Linked DNA regions of Mus musculus: all the other regions are linked to region 4. Evidence: chromatin loops called from intact Hi-C (ENCODE). Cell type or tissue: left cerebral cortex. All regions are shown on one strand. Region 1 overlaps Clhc1 (clathrin heavy chain linker domain containing 1). Region 2 holds the start of Cfap36 (cilia and flagella associated protein 36). Region 3 holds the start of Eml6 (echinoderm microtubule associated protein like 6). Region 4 holds the start of Rtn4 (reticulon 4). Region 5 has its middle 21 kb from the start of Cfap36. Region 6 overlaps Mtif2 (mitochondrial translational initiation factor 2). Region 7 holds the start of Ccdc88a (coiled coil domain containing 88A).

Region 1 (4,000 bases), 110 kb after region 4:
AATGAATGTGGCTGCCCTTGCATTTGGAGCATAGATAATCAGAATTGAGAGTTTCTCTTGGAGTATTTTACCTTTGATGAGTATGAAGTGTCCCTCCTTGTCTTTTTTGATAACTTTGGGATGGAAGTCGATTTTATTCGATATTAGAATGGCTACTCCAGCTTGTTTCTTCAGACCTTTTGCTTTGAAAATTGTTTTCTAGCCTTTTACTCTGAGGTAGTGTCTGTCTTTTTCCCTGAGATGGGTTTCCTGTAAGCAGCAGAATGTTGGGTCCTGTTTGTATAGCCAGTCTGTTAGTCTATGTATTTTTATTGGGGATTTGAGTCCATTGATATTAAGAGATATTAAGGAAAAGTAATTGTTGCTTCCTATTATTTTTGTTGTTAAAGTTGGTATTCTGTTCCTGTGGCTGTCTTCTTTTAGGTTTGTTGAGGGATTACCTTCTTGCTCTTTCTAGGACATGGTTTCCATCCTTGTATTGTTTTTTTTTTTTGTTATTATCCTTTGAAGGGTGGGATTTGTGGCAAGATAATGTGTGAATTTGGTTCTGTCGTGGAATTCTTTTGCTTCTCCATCTAAAGTAATTGAAAGTTTGGCTGGGTATAGTAGCCTGGGTTGGCATTTGTGTTCTCTTAGTATCTGTATAACATCTGTCCAGGCTCTTCTGACTTTCATAGTCTCTGGTGAAAAATCTGGTGTAATTCTGATAGGCTTGCCTTTATATGTTACTTGACCTTTTTCCCTTACTGCTTTTAATATTCTATCTTTATTTAGTGCATTTGTTGTTCTGATCATTATGTGTCGGGAGGAATTTCTTTTCTGGTCCAGTCTATTTGGAGTTCTGTAGGCTTCTTGTATGTTCATGGGCATCTCTTTCTTTAGGTTTGGGAAGTTTTCTTCCATAATTTTGTTGAAGATATTTGCTGGCCCTTTGAGTTGAAAATCTTCATTCTCATCTATTCCCATTATCTGTAGGTTTGGTCTTCTCATTGTGTCCTGGATCTCCTGAATGTTTTGAGTTAGGATCTTTTTGCATTTTCCATTTTCTTTGATTGTTGTGCCGAGATGTTCTCTATTGAATCTTCTGCACCTGAGATTCTCTCTTCCATCTCTTGTATTCTGTTGCTGATGCTCGCATCTATGGTTCCAGATTTCTTTCCTTGGGTTTCTATCTCCAGCGTTGCCTCACTCTGGGTTTTCTTTATTGTGTCTACTTCCCTTTTTAGGTCTTGGATGGTTTTATTCATTTCCATCACCTGTTTGGCCATGTTTTCCTGCAATTCTTTAAGGGATTTTTGTGCTTCCTCTTTAATGTCTTCTTCCTGTTTAGCAGTGTTCTCCTGTATTTCTTTAAGTGAGTTATTAAAGTCCTTCTTGATGTCCTCTACCATCATTATGAGATATGCTTTTAAATCCGGGACTATCTTTTCGGGTGTGTTGGGGTGCCCAGGACTGGGTGGGGTGGGAGTGCTGCGTTCTGATAATGGTGAGTGGTCTTGGGTTCTGTTAGTAAGATTCTTACGTTTGCCTTTCGCCATCTGGTAACCTCTGGAGTTAGTTGTTATAGTTGTCTCTGGTTAGAGCTTGTTCGTTAGGTGATTATGTTAGCCTCTATCAGCAGACCTGGGAGACTAGCTCTCTCCTGAGTTTCAGTGTTCAGAGTACTCCCTGCAGGCAAGCTCTCCTCTTGCAGGGAAGGTGCCCAGATAGCTGGTGTTCGAACCTGCCTCCTGGCAGAAGTTGTGATCCACTCACCAGAGGTCCAAGATCCCAAGGAGAGTCCTGTGAGGACCTTGGGGGTGTCCGCAGACTCCGCACCCAAGGTGCCTCGTTGCTGTTACAGACCGGAAGGGACTTGTGACCCTGGTCAGGCCGGGTTTTCTGATTCCCTAATTAATGCAGTCTCAGGTCCCGTGTGATTGGATTGGAGCAGAAGTTGTATTCCACTCACCAGAGGTCTTAAGATCCCGTGGAGGGTCCTGTGGGGACCTTGGGGGTGTACACAGACTCCTCACCCAAGGTGCCCTGGTGCTGGTGCGGACTGGAAGGGACCGTAACCTTTTTCTTTAAAGGACCAACTTCCTAAGAATACCAGTCCTCAGTAATAGTCTTTACACTGTCCAAGCTCCCAGGCAGAAGCACATATTAAAAATATGACTAAGGCGGCTCAGCAGTTAGGAGCACTGCCTGCTCTTCCAGAGGACCTGGATTTGATTCCCCGCACCCACATTATGGCTCACAAACATCTGTAACTCCAGTTCCAGCAAACAGGATTTGATGCCTTCTCTGGTCTCCACAGGCACTAGGCATGCAAATGGTGCACAGACATATTTGGGTAAAACATAAAATAATTTTTTTTTTAATTACTAAGGGCTGCAGTGATGGCTCTGCAGTTAAGAGAACCTGGGTTCTTATTCTCAGCAGAAGCATGGCAGTTTACAACAACCCACAATTCCAGTTCCAGGGGATCTGGAACCCTCTTCTGGTCACTGTGAGAACTGCATCACATGGAGGCAAAATTTCACCCATACACAGAATATTAAAATAAAAAATTTAAAATGTGTGACAAGACCTCATTTCTTCCCTTATAAAAATTCAAGAAGCCAAACCATTAGCTCACAACTATAATCAATACTGTGGAGGCTAAGGCAAAAAGACTGAGTGAGCTTGAAGCCAGCCTGAGCTACACTGTAAAACTATCTTAACAAAACAAAATTTGAACTGCTGGGTTTACTGTCATTTCTGCTGCTATCTGTCAAGTCAAATCTGTAATAAATTCTAGTAAGCCCTACCCACAGAATGGTCTCCATGCTGGCTAAAATGCTTCCCCTTTCATGCTTATTATCAGGATTATAATTACTTGCAACTTTACTTCAAGATCTCAGGTACTCACAAATTATATTATCTTATCCATTTTAATAGGAAATAAGGATATCATTATTGAATTAAGCCACTATGGGTGTTAGATGATCCTTGATAAAAAAAAAAAAAAAAAAAAGCAAAAACAGTAAAGAAAAAGGATCTTTCTCGAGACCCCCTCTTTCAATATCTAGAAACCACTAGAATTATATGAAATAGAGACAAGTGGATTGAGTTTTGTTGTTCTTCTTAAAACCAGATCCAAGTGGTGGTGGCAAATGCCATTAATCCCAGCCTCTCAAGTTCCCGGACAGCCAGGGCTACGTAGAGAAAGCCTGTCTTCAAATAAACAAACAAACAAAACAAAACATGCCAAGATTCTAAACTTCAGTAGGAGTCTGACCTTCACTGTATATAAATGGCAAAGGTTATATATAAAGTGTATGTGTGTGAATGTGTGTGTGCAAGTGCATGTGTGTGAGTCCAAGCATATGGACAGATATCAAAGAATAGAGCCATGTTTGAATCAACAGAACAAAGCTAGTCTAGTTTTTTTTTTCAACATGTCCAGTCTTTAAATAATATTCTGCTTTTCTTATCGAAGCAAAGTTCCAATATTTGACATTTAGAAAGTCAGCATACTGGCAGAGCATTACCCACACCTTTTCAGTTCTAGGTATCAGATCAGATGATAACAAAGGTATCTATTTGGACATCAGCTTGTTTTAAGGTAGAAATGCTATGCTATTTTATTCAAAGTTATACTCTTGGATTTGCTCAATATTCGCTATAAGAAGTAGCCACATGGGGGCTGGAGAGATGGCTCAGCAGTTAAGAGCACTAACTGTTCTTCCAAAGGTCCTGAGTTCAAATCCCAGCAACCACATGGTGGTTCACAACCATCTGTAATGAGATCCAATGCCCTCTTCTGGTGCGTCTGAAGACAACAACAGTGTACTCACATATAATAAATAAATAAACAAACAAAAAAACAAACAAAAAGAAGTAGCCACATGATAGAGTGAAGCAATGTTTCAGTGTTTCAAGAGCAAATGTAAACATCATATTAGAAGTGTGATTTACTGCTGAGAGCTTTATACTCAACATTTATTTATATTAATTATGCTAAAACCAGCTTCCC
Region 2 (4,000 bases), 450 kb after region 4:
TACACCCAGGAGCCCTGGACAAAGGGGGCAGTGCTTATATAGGATTTCTGAAGGGCAGAACTTCTCATGGCAGAGATTTCCAGTGTGAGAATTGGTGGAATTTCAAGTCTTGAATATGGGGTGGCTCAGGAATTGGTGGCTCTTTTTTTCACCCCATTTTCCTTTCATCGGGCCCATGGGTTAGGGTGAGAAGTCCTTCCTGGATGTAGCTGGCTTTACCTGAGGCTCCATCTCTGTGGGGCTGTTTGTGTGTGTGTGTGTGTGTGTGTGTGTGTGTGTGTGTGTGTGGTGTGTGTGGTGTGTGTGTGTGTGTGTGTGGGGGGGGCTAGAGAGGAGGTGCTGCCACGGTGGACAGCTTCTGCAGTGGTGCTTCATGAAAGCTGTAGGCTGAGGCATGAAAAGTGTGGCCATTATGAACAGCTCCTGAGGGGCAGCTCCCGATGAGGTGAGAAAAGCAGTGTGCCACTGTGGACCACTCTTACGGCTCTTATGATGGCTGTAGGCTGAGATGTTGTGATACCGCCATTTTGGACAGCTCCTGAGGAGCCATAGGCTGGGCAGCAAGGAGGGGCCTGGAGCCCCTTTGATGACTTTTGTGGCTCAGCAGCTTTTGTGGTCCTCAGAGACTTCAATGATGAGACAGGTGACAAGACAAATCCCCACAGAAATGACCTTTTCGTCCATAAGGAAATTCTTGGACAGAAGACAAGATTAACTAGCTAACATACTAATTGCTGACTTGAGAGCTGGGTCCTCTATCAACAGCTTTAGTATATATTGAAATAGTTCTCAACCTGTGGGCCACGGATCAGAAATCCTGCACACCAGATTTACAACAGTTGTAAAGTTACAATATGGAGTAGCAATGCAATAATTCTATGGTTGGGTGTCACCACAATACGAGAAACTGTATTAAAAGGCTGCAGCATTAGGAAGGTTGAGAACCACTGAAACGTTGAGATCTTCAGGGTCCTCTGCCTCTAATACCCCTTTAGTTCCTCCTGAGCTTTCCATGAACATTTGCTGTATGTAGCTCCTGCCCTCAACCAGACCTGGTACTGTGCTGTCGGCCCAACACACAGTCACCTCTGGTTCTCACTGAGTCCTCCACTTCCACTTTCATGAAACTGAAGTTGTAGAGTCTGCTCCTCCAGCTCCTCACCACTCTCATTATATAGCCTTGGTGGGCCTGGGACTCTCAGGTCTGTCTGCCTGTGGCTATCAGGAGTATTGGGATTAAAGGTGTAGGCCACCACATCTAGTTATAAGATTCTTGGGAGTCCTCTGGCTCTTAAGTAGGAAGAGAGCAACCTTGATACTTTCTAAATACTGTCTATGAAAGCCTAATTAAATGGAGATTAACTGATTTTATACTTGTCCTAATTTTAGTTGTTGTTAACTAAGCTTAGACCCATCCTTAGACAGCAAGCAAACGGCTTGCAGAATCAATCAGTAAACCTCACAGAGCATATTTCTCTCAATTTTGTTTTCAAGGGCCAGGGGGTCTGAAGACCGCTAGGGATGAGGTGGGAGGAGGTCCTCAGGGAAGCCACGCCTTCAGCACGCCATTTTGAGACGGGCCGCGCGCACACGGGAGCGCGAACGCCGTCTCTAAGCGCAGTAGCCAATGCCCGCGCGTCTGCTCTCAGCCTAGCAACTACGGGCCAATGAGTGGAGGGCTATCGTTTGCCCCGTTCTCTTCTAGCCAATAGGAAACGTTCCTAATCCAGCCCCCCCCCTCCAGGAGCTCAGGACTCAGGCCTCACTTCCGGGCTGCTGCGTACGTTGTCATAGCGACCATTTTACGTTAACTGGTTTGTGGTGTCTAACCTGGGGGCCCGGCGATTGCGGGGACCTTGCTGCCCGCATTCTCCGTCGCTTCCTGCGGCCGAAAGGCCAGACAGGGCTGGGGGAATCCGGCCTAGGCGTCCGCGTCGCCGGGTGCGAGCGGGATGGCTGCGGAAGAAGAGGACGAAGTGGAATGGGTGGTGGAGAGCATCGCTGGGTTCCTGCGGGGCCCGGATTGGTCTATCCCCATCTTGGACTTTGTGGAGCAGAAATGCGAAGGTAAGAACCAGACTGTGAACAAGCCAAATATTACTGTCTCTGCCTGCCGGGCCTAGGACAGTTTTGTAGAAGGAATTACGTACATCCCTTCCCGAGTGGCTCGTTTGTTTGCAGACGTGAAATTGCTCACCAAGACTTTTCACCCACTCTGCCCGAGCGCCTGTCCTGAAGACATTAGACTTTAATCCCATGTTCGGCCTGTCACTTCACCCCGTATCTTTCTACCCCGCGCAAGTGGACTGTTTGGGTAACCAGCATCTTCCTCAGTTATTTGGGGAAAACGTCGTTTTTCTTCGAGTTCCTTCTGACCCCTGAGATGTCGCCCTGTGGACTCAGCCTATGAAATGACAAATTCACTCTGGCCATTTTATCTGCAAAGGGGGGCATTCGATTACTCCGGCAGGACCAAAGCAGGCGATGGGGAGGAAGAGCTTTCTAACAAACGAGATATACAAATGTGGCATTCTTTTGAAGGACCAGCATCAGTGCTTTCTGATCGGTTCATATCACGCTCATATCCGAGTTCATAAGACGAATTGGACTCTGTTCATAGAGAAGCAATCACAAACGATGTCCTATCCAACCTTTATCTTGGTTTTTTTTTTTTTTTTTTTTTTGCCTAGGCAATACTTGGAGGGTAGCAATATATATCGTCTGAACTTGTGTCTTAGGTTAGGGGGACAGACTTTTTGTAAAGATCGGTGCAATAGAGCTGGGGTGAGTGAATACTGACTCACAGCTGCAGAGAACACATTTCAGTGAAGGGAATCTTTTATACACTTTTCTAGGATGAGGTGGCCTGCTTGAAAAGTTAATGGGTTCCCAGGCATTTGAAGTATCTGCATACACTCGACAGTGACTGTACTGCAATGCAGCTTGTTTGAGATTCAGCTAACAGAGGGTTCTTATCCTGAATTGTCTTGCAAGACTTCTCTCAAACCCAAAATTCTATGAATCTAGTAAAGAAAGAATGTTGTTTGATCACTGAACCTTTTATTTTATTCTAACTGTTAAAGTTCAAACACGAGTTAAGTGTTTTGGTAGGCAGCTTTTATGAAGGATCAGAAAGCAAAGCAATTGACTTGTGTTCCTGTAGAATTTAGAGTGCTGTTAAAAGGTTGATGAATCATGGGGATAGCCTGGCCTCCTGCAAGAGGGATTATGTCTCCCACTGATTTTCATGTATTTTTGAGACTAAATCCTTAATAGAAATTGTGTGGGGTATGGTATGCCTTCTATCCATCCACAGGTGTCAAGAGTGGCTACATCTCGGTAGTAACAGCTGATTGTGCATTTTTACAGAGAAGCAAAGCTAGGGCTTACAAACACACCACAATGATGTAGTTTTAGAACTGAAAAGAATTAGTATTTGTATTGAATGCATGAGAAGTGTCACAGAGACCAAATGCAATGTAAAAAGAATTGAAGTCAGAACACTTGGAATAACTTTATACCTCACTGATGTGGGGCTGCCAATGTGCTGTTCTCTGCCTCAGAATGCTTAACGATTAGTTTGGACAGCTCTGTGATATTAACCTTTCAGTATTCACTGAGTTATCTTAGAGCAGACACTGGGGATAGATATGCTATCCTTAAAAAGTTTACAGTCTACCATAGAAGGTGCACAAGTAAAGAGTAAAATATAAAGTGTCAAGTGCAGGTACATAAATGTTAAAAATAAAGGCACTGAGAAGATGGCTTAGGGGCAAGAGTGTTGGTAAACTTGATGAGTTGAGTCAACCCACAACCCACATGGTGGAAGGGGAGAGAGAACAGGTGCCTGCAAGGACATTTATAAGATTTCTATATTTGTACTTAATTAAATGATTTGTTCTTTTACACTGTTTTATTATTATAAATCTAGTTTTTGATGATGAAGAAGAAAGCAAATTAACCTACACAGAAATCCATCAAGAATACAAAGAGCTGGTGA
Region 3 (4,000 bases), 330 kb before region 4:
GTTGGGATTAAAAGTATGCATCAATATACCCAGCCAATTACTATTACGTTTATTGTTATTTTTCTCTTCAAGTGAATTAAAGATTCTTCATTATTTTAAGTAGTACAAACATCTCTGTTCAGTTCCATTTAAAATTTACTCTTTAAATAAATCTGTCTGTATTTTTGTACACCCTTTTATTTAATAAAAAAAGGCAGAGTGCTCTTTTATCTTTTTCAATTTATCTCAATTGTGCCTATATTTCATATTTCTTCCATGAAGCTTTTCCTTATTATTTCTGGAAGATGTTTTTGTCTTCTTATATATAATTTATTTCTCTACGAAATTCACCATCTCGATTTTTGCTCTCAACTTTGTTTCTGCTATGGTTTGACCATATTCCACAAAGTCCATATATTTAAAATTCAATTTTCTGATTTACATGTTAATGGTATTTGGAGATAAGGCTTCTGTGAGTTAGTCAGCATTAGATAAATCAATAAGTCAATGAGGTTGGGTCGACCATGACACTAATGGCTTTAAAAAGACACAGGAGTTAGCATTCTCGTTCTATCATGCTATGTGATGCCCTCTACCAGCATAGGATGTAGTTAAGCCCATCATCAGATGATGAGCGCAATGTTCTTGGTTTTCCTTGCCTCTAGAATCATCAACCAAACAACCAACCAACCAAACAAACAAACAAACAAAATTCTGCATAAATGATTAAAGGAATAGAAAGCAGACCAAGACATTTCAAGCCCCTCTAAGCCATGTTTTAATGTTTAGTAGTGTCCTTACTGTCTTAAAGAGAGAGCGAGAGAGAGACCTCCTCGAATTTGTTGACTCTGTTTTCTCAGAAAATATGAAGTGTATTCAATTTCTCTTCAACATTGTAGGCAACAGCTCACTACACTTAGGTGCTTATCTATAGCATTGCCTTTCCTACCAGGACAGCATCCTATTAAAACTCCACGTAGATAAAGAAACATCTTGAACACAGAAGAGTCAAAAGTATCAACCTTTCGTAGCTTCTTAGTCAAGTGGATTATAAAATCTGTTCTCAAAAGTTGGCTGCGGCCATAATCTGAAAATCAGAACGAATAAATTAGTTTATTCCAGGTAGTTTTAGAATAGCCACTGGCTTCTGTTTTTTACGGCCAAATTTATTGCATGGGCACAAGGCAGGTCACAGGAAGGCGCTTATTTCCCTACACATGACAGAGTGACCACACGCCACTGTATTTTTCTTAAACTTTGTAACACTGCACTTGGATAAATCAGAATCCTTTGGAATAATAGGGGAAACTGAAGTAGGAAACAGCGTTAGTCAAGTGCTGCAACAAGGAAAGAGATGGGCTACAGCAATCCTCTGGGACTGGCGCAAGTGAAAGTCCTGAGGAAAGCCCCTGAATTTTTTTCCACGTCATCTTTTCTGCTTTCAGCACAGACGCGCATGCCGCTGGCCTGGGTCACCATGGAACACCAACGCCATTCTGGGTGAGTTGCTGGGTCCGATAGGAGAAACGCAGACTTCCCTGGCACCGGTACTAAGGCCCTGCGGATGCATGGAATCCTGGGACTTGTAGTACACTAGAGGCGCTCGCCTCAGCAGCTGGTTTACAGAGGACTACGATTTCCAAGATGCATAGGGAACAGGCGGGCAAAGGGAGGTGAGGTTTCGGCCCTAGGAGGCGTCTGCGTTTCCGAACCGGCGCAATTTCGCCGCGTAACTCTTCCCTGCGCTGGCCCCGCCCCTGGAGCCAGGGAAGGAGGAAGAGCTGGTCCCCAGATCCCCGGTGACGAAACCTAACCCGGGAGCGCGGGGAGGGAGGGAGGGCAGGCAGAGGATTTCGCTGGCTGGTGCGAGATCCTGGACGCAAGGCCGGCAGCAGAGGTTAGAGGCGGAGAAAGCAGGGATGCTACGTGCGAGGCTGGTCCGGGTGGGAGTGCAGGAACTCGCTAGGACCGTAGAGCCTGAGCCAGGTGTACCTGGGGCTACCAACCCTCAGATCTGCAAAAGTGGGCGCCAGGTTGAGCATGGGGTGTCGCTGACACCCGGGCTCCACGGGAGACCCCGCCCCCCCTCCTGCCAACCTAAAGGCAAGATCCTAGAGCCCTTGGGTCTCATAGCTAGCTCAAATCTCCGTGGGGAGAGGAGCATGATTTTTTTTGACACTTTATTATTGTTGCTGTTATTTTATTATTTTTATTATTATTTTTCGATCGGGAGCATTTGTAGGTAGCCGGATTTCCTCCGATTCAGAGAAAAAAAAATTATGACACTTGCAATTGGAGTCTTTAATTAGGGGAGAGCTGTTAAGTATTTATTTGTTTTTATGATTTTCTCTGTGAAGAGAAGGCGCATAGAGGGTTTGGATTTTAAACACATATATGACAGCTAATTGGAACATCTAAAAGAATGACCATTGCATATTCACCCTGGCTTTATAGAGGAAACAGCAAGTGTTACTGCAAATTGGAGCAGCAACTACCGGCCAGAAGTGTTTAGGGAGTATTTCCTATAATTAAGGTGGATATGGAAGGAGAAATGTGGACAATCAAAAAAAAAAAAAACCAAAAATAAACAAACAAAAATCCCACAACTTGGTTTTAGTTTGGTAATTATTTTCTTGTGCTGGGTGACATGCAAAAATTCTTTCTCTTCCTCGTTCTCGCATCCTAGATATAGACTGTCAGTTTCGGATCCAAGGACGGTGATGGCAAAGCAGTAAACCGGAGTAACCGTCTGCCTGTCAGATCAGACCTGTCACAGAATAAATCCCACCGCCTGCTGCGAAGCCCCCCGCGCTCCTCAAACTTGGAGAACTGGTAATCCGTGTCTGGATATGCAGATCTCTGATTTTAAAGGCCGGGTGACCCCGGGGAGAACCTCTCCCGCCGCCCAAAGCCCGCAGGTGCAGTGAGGCGTGTGTGCGGGTACTGGTACCCTCGAGGCCCGCTTGACCCCGGGAGAAGGAGTCGGGGAGCCCAGCGGGGTCTTGCTGCTGTGCACCGGCGTCGGCGGCTCCTCTCCCGCAGCAGCAGATGATGGTGGCGGCCAGCGTGCTGGGCTGTGTCTGTGCGTCGCCGCGGAAATTGGCGCCCGGTGCTGTACCCTGAGCCCTTGCAGGTCCGTCGCAGCTCGAGCCTTGAAGAGGACAGAGTCGGCGCTCGGGGCACCCGGGGGTCGCGCGGTGTCGGCTTATCATGGCGGATCGGACAGCTCCCAGATGCCAGCTCCGGCTGGAGTGGGTGTACGGGTACCGGGGTCACCAGTGCCGCAACAACCTGTACTACACCGCCGGCAAGGAGGTGGTCTACTTTGTAGCTGGGGTAGGGGTGGTGTACAACACCCGAGAGCACAGCCAAAAATTCTTCCTGGGACACAACGACGACATTATCAGGTAAGGACCTCTGGGGTGGTGGGAAGGGATTGGATATGGAAGGGTGGGAATAACCGGGGTCATGTCCAAGAACCTTAGGGAATAAAGGATTTTCCTGGGAGCCGCTTAGAGAAGGGCTGCAGATGCTAGGGCCAGAGCGGGAATAGGGAGCGAGGTGTAGGTGGGAGGGAGAGGTCTGTCCTTTCAAAGGCTTTTAAATCTCTTCTGAGTTAAGTGTTGTGCTGCATTTTTTGTTCTTTCCTGCTACAAGTGGAAGGACTGGGTAACTACCAAACACTCCCCACTCTTCTCTAGCAAGGTAAATAGTAGGAGCAATAGATGAACTGTGGGTGGCATTTTTGGAGGGCTCCTCAGTAGGTTCTTCAACAAGCAAGTGGATTTGAAAGAAAGAAAGAAAGAAAGAAAGAAAGAAAGAGAGAGAGAGAGAGAGAGAGAGAGAGAAAAGAAATTTTGATACAGGCAGTTTTGAATCTTCATCCCATATGCGTTGGACCTAAGGCATTTTTTTGTAGTGGGTGGGAAGTATTTTTTGATATTTCAGCAGTGTTTTAGCCCCGAAAGCATATTTACATACTACAAGGATGATTTCCACAACATTTTAAGGGTTTTAAAAG
Region 4 (4,000 bases):
CTGAGGCCCTGGATAACTATGCCCCATCGGAACAAAATGCCCAGATCTCGTTTCTCAGGCTGGTGTAGGAATCACCACATTAAACACAAATGAACTGGGCGGTGGCAGAACTTCACCAAAAGTCTCTCCTTCCCTTTTCTCCTGGAACCACGCCACTGGAGGCGCTCGCTCCCCCTTCACCGCAGTTGGGTTACTGTATAGACGTTAGCAGCTCGGCCAGTTCCCCACCAATAAAGGGAGAAAGAAACAGGGGATTAGTGCAAGGGGATCCCCCGACGCCCGGCAGGAAGGAAGGCAGGCCCTAAAAAATAAAAAAACTGTAGAGTGGTCGACAAACGCCCATCCTTTAAATAAAGGGATTAGGGCACCACAGCCTTCCCATTCCCACCTCCAAGCCCAGCCCAGCCCAGCCCAGCCCAGCCCAGCCCAGCCCAGCCCAAGGAATCCACCATCCTAGTTCTTCAACACACTCCTAGCTGCTGATAGGCGAGAACTTCGTGCTGGAATGGGAACCAGCGACTTGGCAGCGGTGCACGTGCTCCCCGAAACCCCGACAAACAATGAAGGCACCCAGGCTTCCGAGGCCGCCCCACCCTTCTGCCCGCCTCCCGCCAGCGGGGGCGCCATCACCCTGCCACTCGTAGACAAAGCCCTAGGGTCCCGAGCAGCCCTGCCCGTCCCCTCCTCCCCCGGGCCAAGACACAAAAGAGGGAGGGGCGTAACGCGCAGCAGCACTCACCCACTGAGCCCGAGCCCCTGCGCTTGGGCGCGGCCGGCGTGGAAGGGGGCGCGGCGGGCTCCGCTAGGGGGCTCGCGCCGGCTGGCGCCGGAGGCCGCGCTGGAGGCTCGTCGTCCTCCGGGAGCTTGGAGGGCAGGACTGCGGCAGCGGGCGGCAGGGATGGCGCGGACGCCGCGGGGCTGCGTTCCCAGGACGGCTGCCTCTCAGGGGCGGTGGGGGGCGCGGCCGGCAGCGGCCCGCGGGGCGCGGGGGGCACCGAGTCGCTGCTGAAGTCCAGCAGCGGTGCGGCGGCGGGGGGCACCGGAGCCGCGGACAGCCCGGCTGCGGGCTTCCTCTCCAGCACCTCCAATTCCTCCAGGTCCTCGTCGTCCTCCTCCTCCTCCTCGTCTTCCTCGTCCTCCTCGTCCTCGGGCTCCGTCACGAACTGGTACTTGAAAGCGGGCGGGGGCCGGGGCGGGCTATCCGCGGACGAGGAGACCAGCGACGACTGGTCTATGTCTTCCATGGTCGGCGATGATGCTGCAGCTACTGCCGCCGCGGGCCACTTCTCCTCAGAGCCGCGGGCGGTTGTGGGGGTTGGGCAGGACTGGCAGAGGCCGGGCTGGCCGAACCAAGCCGAGGAACCCGCAAAGGCGACAGCTCCAGGAACAATAAGACTTCTCCTCCTGCCTCCGCGCTCGAGATGCGCCACCCGCCCTGTCCTCAGTTGCAGCAGCCGCCGCCGCCCAGATGAGCAACTGAGAGAGGAGGGCAGACTCTCCGCCCAGTTTGGCGTGACTCACCTTCCCGGCAGGGGAGGGCTGGCTGGCGCGGGGGACAGAGAGCCAATAGGCTGCGGGATAGAGAAGATGGATCACGGGGTTGTCCAATAGAAATAGGGTGCAGGCGGAGCCTGCCATACTTCCTTGGTGGCGTTCGGAGGGCGGGGTTTGGAGCTGGGATCCACCCCCACCTAGTGTAGTTGGGGAATGGGGCGGGGACTTGGCCTTGCCTACAGCGGGATTTTAGTCTACCAAAAGGGGGCGGGCTGCGGTCCCAGGATTTGGAGAGTTTTCCAAGAAGCCTGTGGAAGGGCGTTATCCTGGGGACCTAGGAGTGGAAAGTTTCCTCCCCGAAAAGGGAAAAAAAAAAAAAAAAGTGGAGAAAGGTACTAACAAGACTGAATTAGGTCTTACGGATTTTTTTAGATAAAAGACTTATTTTCAGACATGGTCCCAACGCATAACTACCACCACCTCAAAAGGAGAAAGAAAAACAAAACATTTATTTGACACTTTCAAGTTCCCTCCCTTTCTAGACTGCAGGCCTGGAATGAGGTAGGCAAAACAGCTGTGCTAGATTACCCGGAGCTCTGGGCTCACTGTTTAGAATGCTTTCGGCCTTGCATTCTGCTGGACTCTAAAAGTGCACGGAGAATGAGTCACCAGAAAGGGAGAAGGGGGAAGGAACGTTGAAATAGATGCCTTGGAAGGCAAAATTGGTTCACTATTTTTCACTCACCTCAGGCTGATGAGTCAACATCCCGGATGATTCAGGCTTCCTAGGAGTCGGGAAGCCCTACACTCACTGGTTTGATATGCTGGAATGGCATGTCTCCTGATGTGCGGTCCCCCCCACCCCCACCCCCCCAAAGCTACACTTTAAAGAAAACGGTAGCCAGGTGTGGTGGCACATGCCTTTAATCCCAGCACTTGGGATGCAGAGGCAGGTGGATTTCTGAGTTCGAGACCAGCCTGGTCTACAAAGTGAATTCTAGGACAGCCAAAGCTACACAGAGAAACCCTGTTTCAAAAAATCAAAAGAAAGAAAGAAAGAAAGAAAGAAAGAAAGAAAGAAAGAAAGAAAGAAAGAAAGAAAACGGTAGAACATAGAAAACTTTGCTTCAAGGTTTGCAGAGTCCCTTTATCTTTCTTATACACTTTTCAAAAATACTGGCTGCATGCCTACTCTGGAGAGAGGATTGCCTGCATTCCAATTGTTCAGTCTACATGTGCACTGTCTAGTACTGAAGCAACTGGCTGCTTTTAGCTCCTGAGCACTGAAATGAAGTGTGTTCTGTGAATAAAATACACACTACATTCCCAGAATTTATAAGAAATGTTATAATTTCTGTTTCACATTGGTTTTATGTTGGCATTGATAGTATTTTGGATATAGTGGGATGAGTACACTATATTATCAAGTTCACTTGTATTCTTTTTGAAGCAGCTTGTAGAAACTTTTAAATGCATGTTCTAATAACTAAGATATTTGATTGCCATGGATTTTGTTGGTTTTTAAGCAAATTTGTAGTCCCAACAAAGTAATATCACCCTAGATTTAGTTTAAGTTTTAAGAAAGAATTGGGTGGGGTGGATGTTGGTGAGGGTTGCTGGAGAAATGGCTTTAACAAGACCTGAGTTCTGTTCCCAGCATCCAAGCAGCTCATAATCACAGCATACACACTCACACACATCTTTTTTTAAAAAAAACTTTTAAAATGTAATGGGGCTAGAAAGATGGCTAGTTAAGAGAACTTACTGCTCTTGCAGTAAATAAACAGCCCAAGTTTGAGTCTAAGGACCTACATGGTGATTTCCAACTCTCCATAACTCCAGTTCCAGCAAATATGAAGCCCTCTATGACTTCCTCAGGAGCCAGGCACCTGCGTGGTGTCCCACATATACACCGCATAGCATTCATACACATTCTGGTCCTATTCATTCTGGAAGAAAAGAGACATTGAAAGAGACACCTAACTATCCCAGCCATAGTGATATTCTCTCAAAAAATGCGACTTCATCCTAGAGCCAATATACAATCATGAAAAATAATGTGTCACTGTTGTTTTAAACCACTGCCTTTTTAGGTGATTCATTACATAGCAAAAGTTTCTTGAACTAGTATCCATTCTGTGTTTGCATTTTATGCTTTATTGGTTTATACAATGCATTAGGTATGTACTCTATACCAGCACCAAACAAAGCAGGTGCAAAGTTTGTCTATACATTTTCAGGTAAAGGAAGGGTCACTACTCAGAAGAATAGGCAGTTCCAGTGCTATGGTATTAATACTATTGCAAAACACTTAATCACTACCTAAACTCATATGTGGAACAGGCTACATTTGCCTTCTATCATGTATGCCCTTTGAAAAAGTTAAAGGGCCAGAGATGGATATATATATATATGCATATATATTGGAATATGAAAGATGGGTTCCAACATAAAACCTGTTTCAAGAGCTTTCTGCCATAGCTCTTTCACCTACTGAAAAGGACTT
Region 5 (4,000 bases), 420 kb after region 4:
ATCCCATAGATCTGAACATGGCCAGGTTTTGCTTTCCCCAGAACAAAGGGGTCTTATCCCCCACCCTACATCAGTTTTTATTTGAAAGGTTTCCCCTCCAGGTTAGTCTGGCTTGACCAACTAGGTGGGTTTGGCTAGCCAGGAAGGCTTCCAGACTAAAGTACATGTAAGGCAGGGAAGATCAATAACAGAGGTGGAACAATGAATCTTAGGCAGGATTCGCTTGATGGTTTTGTGCTCTCTATCTCCTCTGACTCCTGGAATGTACTCCTATGGCTTTAAATCTGATGTTCAGATTCTCAAAAAGAAAAGACACATTTTTTTTTGTTTGTAATAGATTTTGTTCTTAAACCCACTCCAGATCAAGATAGCCTGTTAGTTCATGTCACAAGCTATAATTTTACCCTACAATTAGACTTCTTTGTCATAATTTAGGAAAGGACTCAAATTCCTCATATCAAAGCTTCATGGCCTTTCACAGGACTTCTCACCCCTAGGTGTGAAAGACTCTCTAGGTGCCCCACTAGACTCTCTTTACACACCACGAGATGCCCTATTATTGATGTTCCTGACATGGTCCATCTCTGCTTAGCCTCTGGTCTAGCTTCCTGCACCCAATACCTGTGCCTCTCCCTGCTTCATTTTTGTTCTCTCTTCCTCTTCCCTCCCAACATTCCCTCAGCACACAGATATGCACTCTCCTTCACCATGCATGCCTGGACAATGCCATGCTCCTGCCTTGATGATACTGGACCAAATCTCTGAATCTGTAAGCCAGCCCCCATTAAACGTTGTCCTTATAAGAGTTGCCTTGGGGGACTGGCGAGATGGCTCAGCAGTTAAGAGTGCCAACTGCTCTTCCGAAGGTCCTGAGTTCAAATCCCAGCAACCACATGGTGGCTCACAACCATCCATAATTAAATCTGATGCCCTCTTCTGGAGTGTCTGAAGACAGCTACAGTGTACTTACATATAAGAAATAAATAAATCTTAAAAACAAACAAACAAACCGAGTTGCCTTGGTCATGGTGTCTATTCACAGAGTAAAGCCCTAACTAAGACAGGGACATCATCTGAGTACACATCTTCTTCTCCATGTCTAACTTGCCCATAATATAATCCACACAAGGGTCACTTAGCCAGCATCTTTCCACTTTCATTAAAGATTCATAAGAACTCATTCTGGCATTTTACCTAATCTGGCACTGTTAAGAGTGCCGTCCTTATTACCTCCTCCATGTTGTGTATCTGTCTTTAGCCTGAGCTGATGAGGCTACACTTAATATGGCCTGGCCAGGCTCTGTCCCATGCCTCACTCAGACTCCTGTTCATTACACTGATAAAAGTAATGACGGGAAAAATGACTTACCAAAACTATCAGATGGAAAGGGCTAAAGTGATGGGAAAGACACAGTGAGCTTCTGGAAACAGTACTCTCTAGGCTGGCTCAAACCAAGATCACATATATTCTAGACTGTGAGAGTTTGGAAAATCCTAGCTGTACATGTTTAAAGACAAGCCTCTCCAGCTAGTAAGCAAAAACTTCAAAGATTAAATGAAGTGCTCCTTCTAACCCCAGGGTACTTTCACTACTTTATTAGACATGGCCTCAAGGTACTTAAAACAGGGATGAAACCTCAAGAGTCAGAATGGGTAAATTGGAGAGAAGGAAAAGAGAAAAGACCAGGACAGTTCAGAAAGAGAAAAAGGTCAGGATCCTTGCCTAATTCCATGCCATCTCAGGAAAACCTAGCGCTCCATCTAGTGGCTGTCTAGTTCACTGAACCAGAGCCATGCTAGCTTTGAATCAAAGGTATCTTAAAGTAGCCAAGATATTCCCAAATCCACTGGGTTCGATGCCCCCATCCAAGAACCATATCCAGTCCGTTAAAGTGGGAACATACTGGAAGAGAATATCCCCTCTCCCAATTTCCATCCAAGGACCTCATGCTCACTTCTTTTTTGAAAAAAAAAGAACAAGTGCTCCCAACTTTGTTCCTGGACTGTGAAATGCTCCAGAGGGAAAGAGGCCCCTCTGCTTTGAGAATTGATGGGTCCCGGGTGCTATACAGTCTCTTGCATTTTCCATCTCTATGAATGAGCACCTACCGACTCTCAGAATAGCAGGGATCACAATTATATTTCATATCAATATGGGAGTGATTTTTCTGCCCTGACCACTTCTTGTTAGAACTTCTGAACCCTGGTCCTTCTCATTGCTATCAATAGCAAGTCCCAATAAGTTCAATTTACACCCTCCTTTTTTATTTTGAAGTTTTAAAAAAAAATATTTTATTTGTGTGACAGTTTTGCCAATGTATACATGCCTAGTGTCAGAAGAGGTCAGAAGAGTGCACTGGGTCCCCTGGAACTGGACTTATTGAGGGTTGTGTGCTGACAGTTGAGCTTAGGACCTCTGGAAGAAGCAGCAAGCACTCTTAACCACAGAGCCATCACGTTAGCCCACAGCCTCCTTAATATGTATACTAGATGAATATTTTTAGTCATTCTTTTTTTACCCTACCTAAATGGGTGTTGCCTTCCCTTCCTAGGCGGGGCATGATGTTTAAACATCAGACTTGCTGAGGCTTTTTTTAGACTCTGGAGGTTTTTTGTTTTTGTTTTCCAAGACAAAGTTTCTCTGTGTAGCCTAGCTGTACTGAAACTTGCTCTGTAGACCAGGCTGACCTCAAACTCAGAGATTCATCTTCCTCTGCCATCAGAGTGCTGGGCTTAAAGTGTATATGCCACTGGACCAGCTAACTCCACAGGCTTTTATGGTATTTCTGATACAAAATTTTCTGTCCTATAAAGGCCTGTAGCTGTCTTAGAGACTCAAATGCACTCTCTCTCTCTCTCTCATAGGCACTTAAATTACCTAACATGCCCCCCACTCTGCCAAACCTGGAATACATATCTTGCTAGGAATTCCACTAATGGTTACAATTGTCCTTAAAGACACTCTTCAATGGTCCTGAAAGACATAAAAGCTAATAGCCTATCATTGAGAAATTCATGGCTATGAACAATCTGTGCAGCAAAACTATTTTGGCAGTAAAGAAATGAGATGGACCCTACAGACTAGTCCAAGTTCTGAAGGTCAGGAATGAGGCTGTGTCTCAATTCACTCTATAGTTCCTGAAATTGTTTGTATTGTCAAGTTGAGAGGAGATAGGATCATCTAGGAGACAACCTCTGTGCATGCCTCTGGAGGAGTTTGTATACAAGGTAATTGAGGAATGAGATTCCACACTAAGTGTGGGTTGCAGTACTCCATGAATGGGTCTTTGGTTGAGTAAAAAGGAGAATGCTAGCTAGGGCCATTACTCAACTCTGCGATAAAGACTTCTTAGACTATTCCTGATCAAAGGCCATTTACCTAGAGTTATGACCTCATCTTTACCCACTTAGCCTAACATGACTATTTTTGTCATAGCAGACAGAATTTCTTCTCATTTGCAGTATTTTTAGTATTATATTTCTGTGATGGTGCCCCATAGTCTCAAGCATTTGGATACTCAGTTGGTGTTGTTGTTTGTGGAGGTTTAGAAGGTATGGCCTTGCTGAGGGAAGTACGTTACTGGAGGTGAGCTTCAAGAACTTAAAATTTCCGTATCCCCAGCAGCTAGGAGTCTCAGCTAGGGTCACCCACATAGACTACTGGGAACAGGTCTCAAGCTTGTTCCAGAAATGCTTCCTATCTGTTTCTGTTTTCTCTTTTAGCCCTCTCCAACTCCTATACCCCACCCCTGCTCTCTCCACACCTGATTTCCATCCCGGTTCCACTTCCCCGATTCCACCCAGCTCCTTACTTCCACACACCTCTAATATCTATTTTATATCTCCTTTTGAGTGGAATTCAACCATCCTCCCTTGGACCCTCCCTGATATTTAGCTTCTTTAGGTCTGTGGATTGTAGCATGTTATCCTGTACTTTATAGGTAATATCCATTTATTTATTTTTTATTTTTTATTAGGTATTTTCCTCGTTTATTTTTTC
Region 6 (4,000 bases), 160 kb after region 4:
CTCTTTTTTAGTTTTTACTGGAGACAACTGAGATCTTGGTGGTCTTTTTTCCTATTAAAAGGACAGAACATATAAGTGAGAAAGAAGGGAAAAATATGCCCCGAGCAGGGTTTCTCCACGTAGCCCTGGCTGGCCTGGCCTTGAACTCAGAAATTTGCCTGCTTCTACCTCCCCAGCGCTGGGACTAAAGGTGTGAGTCTCAACTCCTGGTTGAAGTAAGAACAATTTAGGAAACAAATTAGGTCATTTTGTAATATGTACCACGATTATAGCTATTCCTATCAGCAAACTCTCTTGTAAGTTTTTCAACTAGAAAACAATAACCACAAAACTTCCTGTTCTCACACAGATATGTGTAGATCACAGGCTTACACAGTATTCTGTAAAGGACAAAATACTCAAAGAAGTTTTCTCTACATAGTTCTATAAACTTGGACTTCAGATTAAGGAATGTAGGAGCTATAAATCTGCAACAACCTTCTTTGTTACAAGAAGTCTGTGCTGATGCAAAGCTGAACCAATGAGCATGTCTGTCTGCCAGGACCGGGCACCCAGCAGATCTCTCCACACTGAGGAAGCCGGTGCAAACCCATGTCTACACCATGCTAAGAGTCTTCTTTGACTTGGGCTGTGCACCTGCCTACAAATAGTATGAAATCGTAGCAAGTTTTCCAACTTCAGTAGCTTCTGGTTCATATTTCTCCTAGAAAAAAACAATTTAAAAATAAATTTCTGGTTAATATTTACATCAAATTAATGAATATCAATTGAATATTTACTACATGCAGATAGATCACACAAATAAAGCTGGGTTTTTGTCCTGAAAGAACTCATGGTCTAGTCAGAGACGAGATGTTATACCAAGTGCTATTCTGACAATAGCTATTACTATGCTCTTGTTGTTACTATAAAAAGGCTGATAGGCCACAAGAAACAAGTGGGGCAAGAACTTAACCCACTTGCCAGAGCATTTGCCTTGCATGCACAATACTGCCTGAATATGGCACACATGTAATCCTAGCATACACATGGCAGCAGGAGCATCAGAAGTTCAAGGTCATTTAAACAGTTTGTGGCCTACTTTGGCAACATAAGACACTATCTAAAAACAATAAATGGCTATTTTTTATTATTATTTTTCAGGGGCTTGTGAATCAGAATACTTGTCTAGCAGGCACACAAATCTGGGTTTGATTCCTAGTACGCATGAACATAAACACACACACACACAAACACACACACTCTTATTTTAATGTTCATTTTCAGCCTTTCCTCTATACTTAATATTTGTTTATATGAGTGAAGTTGCACTGCTTTTTAAGATTGATTTTTATTTTGTGTTTATGGGTGTTTGCTTGTACATGTCTGTGTATCATGTGGGTGGAATGCTCCTAAAAGCCAAAAGAAGTATCAGACCCTCGACTGGAGTTACAGACAGCTGCTAGCCACCGTGTGGGTCTCCTGGAAGAGCAGCCAGTACTCTTTATCCCCCTACATTGTGTTTTAAAAAATTTCATTAGAGGATACATTGTTGTTTTATAACACTAAGCATTATTCTTGAATGTTAAAAAGAATGAAAATTATGGAGTATTGCACTGAATTTACCTTAATCATTTTTTAAAATTTATTTACTTGTTTATTTTACATGAGTACTCTTGCTGTCTTCAGACACACCAGAAGAGGGCATCGGATCCCACTACAGATGGTTGTGAGTCACCATGTGGTTGCTAGAAATTGAACTCAGGATCTCTGGAAGAGCAGTCAGTGCTCTTAACCGCTAAGCCATCTCTCCAGTCCTACCTTAATCATATAGGGCAGCTGATGTCAACCTGTGGGTCACAACCCTTTTGGGGGTTGCATAGCAAATATCCTGAATATCAAATATTTATGTTTTACAACTCATAACAGTAGCAAAATTATACTTATGAAATAGCAACAAAATAACTTTATGGTTAGGCACCATCACAACATAAGGAATTGTATTAGAGGGTCACAGCATTAGCAATAAAGCTAAAGCTTCAATGGGACATGCCAATGCATCCTCCTCACATGTATTTATGGTACTGACAGAGGAATAGGCTCAACAGCTTGCGGTGAGACATGACTTCACTGTGTTGCTACACTGGCCCGGAGCTCATGATGCCTTTGCTTCCACCTCCTAGGTTCTGCCATGAGACCCATGTCACCAGGCCTTCCCAGCAGTGTTTTTGGTTTCTTTCTTTCTTTCTTTCTTTCTTTCTTTCTTTCTTTCAGACAGGGTTTCTCTGTGTAGTTCTATCAGTTCTAGAACCAAGCAGGCCTCAAACTCAGAGATTTGCCTGCTTCTGCCTTCTGAATGCTGGCATTATAAGTGTGCCACTACCACCTAGCTGATTTGTTTTTAAAGGAAATAAACGACAGCCAAGTATGGTATAGGTGACTGTAATCCTACCATCTGGGAAGTGGAGGAATGAAGGTCAGAAGTACAAGGCCAACTTTGGTTACATAGTAAGTTTGGGGCCAACCTAAGCTTCATGGACCTTGTTTCAAAAACAAACAAACAAACAAATAAAAAAATGAAAATACACCACACAGTCTAGGAGAAGGCTCAGCAGGAAAAAGTGTTTTTAAGCTTGACAACCTGGGTTCAATCTCCAGAATCCATGAGAAGATGGAAGGAAAGGTTCAACTCCCCAAAACTGTTCTCAAACCTCTCCCTGTAGCCCATGCCTTGTACATGATTTGCCCATATATACACATAACACACACCATACAGACACAGAAAAAAATACCAATAAAAGGAAAAAAATCTAGAGCTGAAAGTGACACAGTAAAGTAGTAGAGAAAGGACCTGATGCAGTAACAAAAGGCCTTGACTTGACACCTCTTACAGACCAGTCACTCTTGTCCTATGAGTCTCATTTTCCTGAGTTCTGAAAAAAGAAAGAAGTGTTTCTTTGTAGCCTTTCTATAACAAGGTTACAAAGAAAAAAATGAGATGATAAATGTATTGTTTCTCACTGATGACTTACTTTCTCTGAAGATTCACAACATGAATGTTACAAACATTCACAAGCCACCATCTCCCTCATTTATAGATAATTCTGAGGCTTTGTGGGTGTTTAATAGTTAGTATTTTACCTTAAAAGACTCATTCAAGAAGGAAAGGATCAAAAGAAATTCTGACTTCATTCCAAGTAAATGAACTAAGATTTAGAAATTCAAGCCAGGCCTGCTGGCACAGGCAACTCTAGGCAAAGGCTGGAGGATGCCAAGTTCAAAGCCAGTCTTCAGTCTTAGCTACATAGGGAGCTCAAGGCCAGGCTAGGTATATCAGGGAAACCACCTTTCAAAAGAAAATGCAAAAGATAAGAGAAGAAAGAGGAGGAGGAGGAAGGAGATGGAGTGAAGGGGCAGGGAGACAGAGAAGAAAGAGAGAATGCATTGCTTTAATCATGCAAGGGAGTAAAAGGAAGTGCTCAGAAAGCATAGGATTCCTTAAACCTTTTTTTTTTTTTTTTTTTTTTTTTTTAAGACAGGGTCTCACTATGTAGCCTTGGCTGTCCTGGAACTCACTATGTAGACCAAGAGGGACTCGAACTTATAGATCCACCTGCCTCTGCCTCCCAAGCGCTGGGATTAAAGATGTGCACTACTATGCCCATCTTACTTAAATCATTTTTAAATGAGCTGTGAAGCAGATTTGACAAGGGCACAGAACAATGAAACGAGACTCTATGAGACAAACCAACACAGAGATATATAATCGAGAAATCAGACACATCAGAATAATAACCCAAATCTCAAACCTGGGAAGAAATCTTGGTTGTTAAATATCCCAACGCCTCTCACTTTACAGAGGACAGTGGACTCAAGAAGGGGTCATTACTACTTCCATAAGGTTAGCGGCAACCGAGAACTCAGGCTGACAATTCCCATAGCGGAGAGGGCGTGCGAATGCTGCAAAAGCGTAGCTGCATTAACGGAAATGTCTGAATAGACCAGTAAGAGGATTTGGAAA
Region 7 (4,000 bases), 320 kb after region 4:
TTTCTTTTGCTATGATATACACATGACCAAAAGCAACTGTGGAAGAAAGGGTTTATTTCCTCTTACTTCTAGGTAATAGTTCATCACTGAAAAACAAAAAAAAGTCCCAGCAGGAGCTGGCAGGACTAAAGCTGAGAGCCCAGAGAAAGGCTGTTTACTAGCTAGGTCCCTCTGGCTTGCTCAGCTACCTTTCTTACACAAACGAAGACCACCGGCCCAGGGTAGGGACTGTCAGCGGTGGGTTGGGCATGAAGCAACCACATGAAGCAACCAAGAAAATGCCCCCACAGACTTGCCTGCAGGTGGGAAGGGCAAAGACATTTTCTAACTGAGGGTTTCCTTCTCCCTAAAGATCCCTGTGTCAAGGTGACAAAAACCTAACCCGCAAAAACCTCTTAAAATAGAAAGTATAAAAAGAAAAATAATTTCCATTAAAAAAAAAAAACGGAATTGATATATGTAAAATTAACAGAATAGTATACAGACTCTAACAAGCATTTATACTGAATTAATTTCTCACATATATAAAAGAAGTATCTTCAAGTCAAAAAGTACAAGATTCTTGTAATGATACTGGACTGAGAAAGAAGTCTAAATCTTCAGCAACTGATAACCACTTTAGTACTCACAATGAATCTGCACTACAATACCGTAACAATAAAATGGAGTCATTTGTATTACTCTGATCTAAGTACTGATATGCTTTCAATATTCAATTTCTAGCTCAAAAACCCCATTCCTACTTAACAGATGCTCAGTATTACAAACAAAAGATTTAACTAATTAACCCAGCTCTCAAGACTTCAGTTATTTATAAACCTCAAAATACCTTTAAACAATTCCTCAAATATTAAACAATTTAATAATTCATCAATAACACAATAAGCCATCTAATCAAACTTGGATATTTAAATTGTTTGCTACAAAGTCTTCCTGACCAATTGTAATGTTAACTGAATTTTTCACTTCTGAAACATATTAGTTCACCACTTTCCATTTTTGAACCACTTATTCTTATACTAAAAAGGTTAATAAATATCTTTCCACATATATAACTTCAGTTAAGTCTTTTCCCTGTGGTAGACAAGATTTCTCTATCTCCGTCATTTTACCAAATGACCAAAGATGACACAATGTAGTTTGAATTTCAGCAGTCAAGACAATAAATGACAAAACAGAATTGGCAAAGTCACGGATAAAGTTTACCAATTTTAACAGGTATAACTATTTGGTTGTGATAAATGGGGCAGGCACATAAGAATACCGCTCCTTCCAAGATCCAATTAAACTACCTGATTTTTTTTTTTCTGGCCAAAGAACCAAATTAAGTCGTGAAATCTAAGTTCAAAGTATGTAATGTTTCAAAGAATATAAGTTACCAAGAAAGAAGAAGACACTTACATTTGGAGCATGACCTGGTTCAAGAATACCCCATCCACTAAAGCCACATACTCATCCAGGTTAGTCCCATTTCCTGCAGCCAGAGGTCCAAACGTTTTAACCTAGAACAGAAGGATTATCACGACGTGAACGCCCACCTCCATCTCTGCAGCCACAAATAACACGGCCAAATATACCATAAAGGACATCTTCCTTACCCAAGTGACCAAGGGGCTGGTCATGAACTGCTCCAGAAGGGGAGTGAAGATTTCGTTCTCCATTTTACAGATTATATATTCAGGAGGGGGCGGGGGGAGGAAGTACCACAAATACGCCCAGGGAATTGGTCAGTAAATGTAGAAGACGGAATCAATGAAAGTTCATTCCGGCAGGAGAGGAAAATCCCATCGAAGAAGGGGAAGAGCTGTCCCTCCTTAGCCCCCCCGGGGAAACGAGCCCGAATCCCGCGCTGAGCCGCAGCCGATGCTGGCAGTCTGCACCCGGTGAGGAGGGGCAGAAAAAAGGCATCTGGAGGAGGAGGACGCGGAGAGCGGCCGGGGCACGAGACAAAAAGCCCGTCAAGGTTGCCCCGCTCCCGGGGGGAGCCGGCCAGCGCAGCGGCCGCCAAGAACTCAAGCCCAACGTGGGGGCCGAGGGGGCCGGGCTGGACCTGGGCGAGCGGTTCTGGGCGTTCCGGCCGCCAGTGGGCACGGGCGCCGAGAGCTGGGAGCGTCTGCCCGCAACCTCACAGCCTCAGGCGCGGCTCGCCCCTCTCCAGGCGCTCAGCATCCCTCCGCGGCCTCGCGCTCGCTTCAGCGCCCTGGCCTTGGCCGGGGTCCGGAGCACCGAGGCGTGTCCCTGACCGTCCGGCTGCAGGAGCCCCGCCAGCCTCCGTGTGCCTCAGCGACGCCCGGACGCTCCGCTGCCGCGCTCCAGCCTCCTCCGCCGCCCTCTGGAGGAGCTAGGGTAACGGCCTCGGAACCGCAGTGCCGCAGCACACCCGCCGCCGGCCTGGCGGGCGAGCGCGCCACTCCCTCCGCGCCAGTATCCTTCCGCCGACTCCCCGCCCTCCCGCGCCTCTACCTCTGGATTGTGGGAGAAGAAAACCGCTGCAAGAGCGCGCTCCCGCGTGAGCGCGCCCCCGGCCGGCCCGCCGCCGCCCAGATTCTGGCGGAGCGTGGACGCGCGGACGATGCAGCTGCGGCGGGGGCCCGCGTCGAGTCCGCGCCCCGGACGGATGCCAGGGTGTAGGGGGCGAGACTGAGGAACCGGGCAAGACTGAGGAACCGGGTCTGTCTGCTTGCTCGCTCATGTCTAATTATGGTTTCTTTCCTCCTGGAGCGCCTTCTTTCATGTGTGAAGGAAAAGGAACGAAACCCATCTTTTTTTTAAACACGAGGGGTGCAGACATCCTCTTTCGGACACTTTGATTTGCTCTGTTAAACATGCTTTCTCGCCCCCTAAAAGGCCTAGGAAAGCTGCAGCAAGAAGCAAAAGCACATCTTGGGGGGATGGAGGTTGTTTTTGTTTTCCCGTCTTTTCATATATATATGAAATATTTATAGATATAATATATATTTATATAATTTATATATTATATATATATGAAATATTTATAAGAGTCGAGAATAACCAAAGCTGCCTTTCAACATGGGATTTCCTGACTGGAGTTTCCATGATGCAGGCATTATTTTTTGACTTCTTGGTCACTGGGAAAAAAAATCCAAATTGAGAGCCACAAGAGAAAATATTTAGAAATCATCCAAGTTGTGTGACAAACATTTGTTAAAAATCATTTATCTTATGTACTAGAGGGCCCATCAAAATATGACAGTTCCACAGCAAATTAAATGTTATTCTTCCTCATACCCATAGCATGTCCAGGATAAGATGGAATAGAAAACATCTTTTTCCAAACACAATATGGTATTGTGATATTACAATGCATTTTATGTTTGCACAGTGCTTACAAGTACCTATCCTCTTTGACTACTCATATGTTTAATGATATCTATTTTTGTATGTTTTATTTTTCATTGATTGTATGAATTTTTGCCTTGGATGTATGTTTCTTCCCCACTTATGTGCCTGGTTCCTGTGGAGGTCAGAAGAGGGCACTAGGTTCCCTGGAACAGAGGTTAGAGGCAGCCATGAGCCACTGGATGCCAGGAATCAAACCCTGGTCCTCTGCACCAGCAACCAGAGCTCATAACCACTGAGTCATCTCTCCATCTCTCATAATTTAAGGTAACAGTAAACATGTTTTATCATATACTAAATTAAACACCACAATTTCTTCAGGATTTCTTTTGTTTGTTTGTTTGTCTGTTTGCTTGTTTTCAAGACAAGGTTTCTCTGTGTAGCTGTCCTGGAACTTACTTGTAGACCAGGCTGGCCTCGAACTCAGAAATCTGCCTGCCTCTTCCTCTGCCTTCCAAGTGCTGGGATTTAAGATGTGCACCACCACGCCCAGCAAAAGTTTGTTTGCGTCCAACGTGGGGCACGAACCTTCAGGATTTCTGATAGCAAGACTCACTAGCTGTGTGAACCTAGACACATTACTGAGCCCCTCTCTTCCCATGTAAAGCAAGAAAAAACAATAAAGACCCATGAGATGGCA

The links. Peaks named below come from ENCODE experiments on the same cell type or tissue, not always from the same donor. Only the 100,000 strongest peaks of a DNase experiment are listed, where the experiment ranks them.
Region 1: it touches region 4 in a loop (2.2-fold over the local background); 9 of 42 quality-filtered maps call a loop at or near these places.
Region 2: a loop joins it to region 4, with 2.7 times the contacts of the local background. A loop is called at or near these places in 3 of 42 quality-filtered maps.
Region 3: a loop joins it to region 4, with 2.2 times the contacts of the local background. A loop is called at or near these places in 6 of 42 quality-filtered maps.
Region 5: it touches region 4 in a loop (4-fold over the local background); 9 of 42 quality-filtered maps call a loop at or near these places.
Region 6: a loop joins it to region 4, with 3 times the contacts of the local background. A loop is called at or near these places in 2 of 42 quality-filtered maps.
Region 7: a loop joins it to region 4, with 7 times the contacts of the local background. A loop is called at or near these places in 13 of 42 quality-filtered maps.

What each region holds. Positions count from the first base shown.
Region 1 is chr11:29,578,286-29,582,285 of GRCm38, reverse strand. It overlaps Clhc1 (clathrin heavy chain linker domain containing 1), which reads right to left. Exons shown (of 12, transcript NM_028504.1): 12 at 3,934-4,000. Among named protein-coding and RNA genes, the nearest start is that of Rps27a, 32 kb to the right of the region's middle. In left cerebral cortex, a CTCF peak has its summit at 2,473 (motif pointing left); no DNase peak of the experiment used is centred here.
Region 2 is chr11:29,245,082-29,249,081 of GRCm38, reverse strand. It overlaps Cfap36 (cilia and flagella associated protein 36), which reads left to right and starts at 1,810. Exons shown (of 10, transcript NM_025740.3): 1 at 1,810-2,067; 2 at 3,932-3,996. The coding sequence starts at 1,953. In left cerebral cortex, no CTCF peak of the experiment used is centred here; DNase peaks (open chromatin) are centred at 1,694 and 2,410; H3K4me3 peaks cover 2,362 bases; H3K27ac peaks cover 829 bases.
Region 3 is chr11:30,023,766-30,027,765 of GRCm38, reverse strand. It overlaps Eml6 (echinoderm microtubule associated protein like 6), which reads left to right and starts at 1,733. Exons shown (of 42, transcript NM_146016.2): 1 at 1,733-1,876; 2 at 2,666-3,386. The coding sequence starts at 3,190. In left cerebral cortex, CTCF peaks have their summits at 1,567 and 3,593; DNase peaks (open chromatin) are centred at 1,624, 2,798, 3,071 and 3,538; H3K4me3 peaks cover 2,971 bases; H3K27ac peaks cover 2,408 bases.
Region 4 is chr11:29,690,433-29,694,432 of GRCm38, reverse strand. Rtn4 (reticulon 4) reads right to left here and starts at 1,535. Exons shown (of 9, transcript NM_194054.3): 1 at 740-1,535. The coding sequence starts at 1,244. In left cerebral cortex, CTCF peaks have their summits at 125, 687 and 1,755 (motif pointing right); DNase peaks (open chromatin) are centred at 181, 636, 1,597 and 2,174; H3K4me3 peaks cover 2,000 bases; H3K27ac peaks cover 1,989 bases.
Region 5 is chr11:29,265,815-29,269,814 of GRCm38, reverse strand. No RefSeq gene overlaps it. Among named protein-coding and RNA genes, the nearest start is that of Cfap36, 21 kb to the right of the region's middle. In left cerebral cortex, a CTCF peak has its summit at 1,769 (motif pointing left); a DNase peak (open chromatin) is centred at 1,762.
Region 6 is chr11:29,526,632-29,530,631 of GRCm38, reverse strand. Mtif2 (mitochondrial translational initiation factor 2) reads right to left here. Exons shown (of 14, transcript NM_133767.3): 1 at 3,789-4,000; 2 at 478-703; 3 at 1-51. The coding sequence starts at 696. Among named protein-coding and RNA genes, the nearest start is that of Mtif2, 2.2 kb to the right of the region's middle. In left cerebral cortex, a CTCF peak has its summit at 1,676 (motif pointing right); no DNase peak of the experiment used is centred here; H3K4me3 peaks cover 1,293 bases; H3K27ac peaks cover 461 bases.
Region 7 is chr11:29,372,009-29,376,008 of GRCm38, reverse strand. It overlaps Ccdc88a (coiled coil domain containing 88A), which reads right to left and starts at 2,351. Exons shown (of 31, transcript NM_001363368.1): 1 at 1,599-2,351; 2 at 1,402-1,502. The coding sequence starts at 1,661. In left cerebral cortex, a CTCF peak has its summit at 2,339 (motif pointing left); DNase peaks (open chromatin) are centred at 89, 1,559 and 2,427; H3K4me3 peaks cover 3,040 bases; H3K27ac peaks cover 1,558 bases.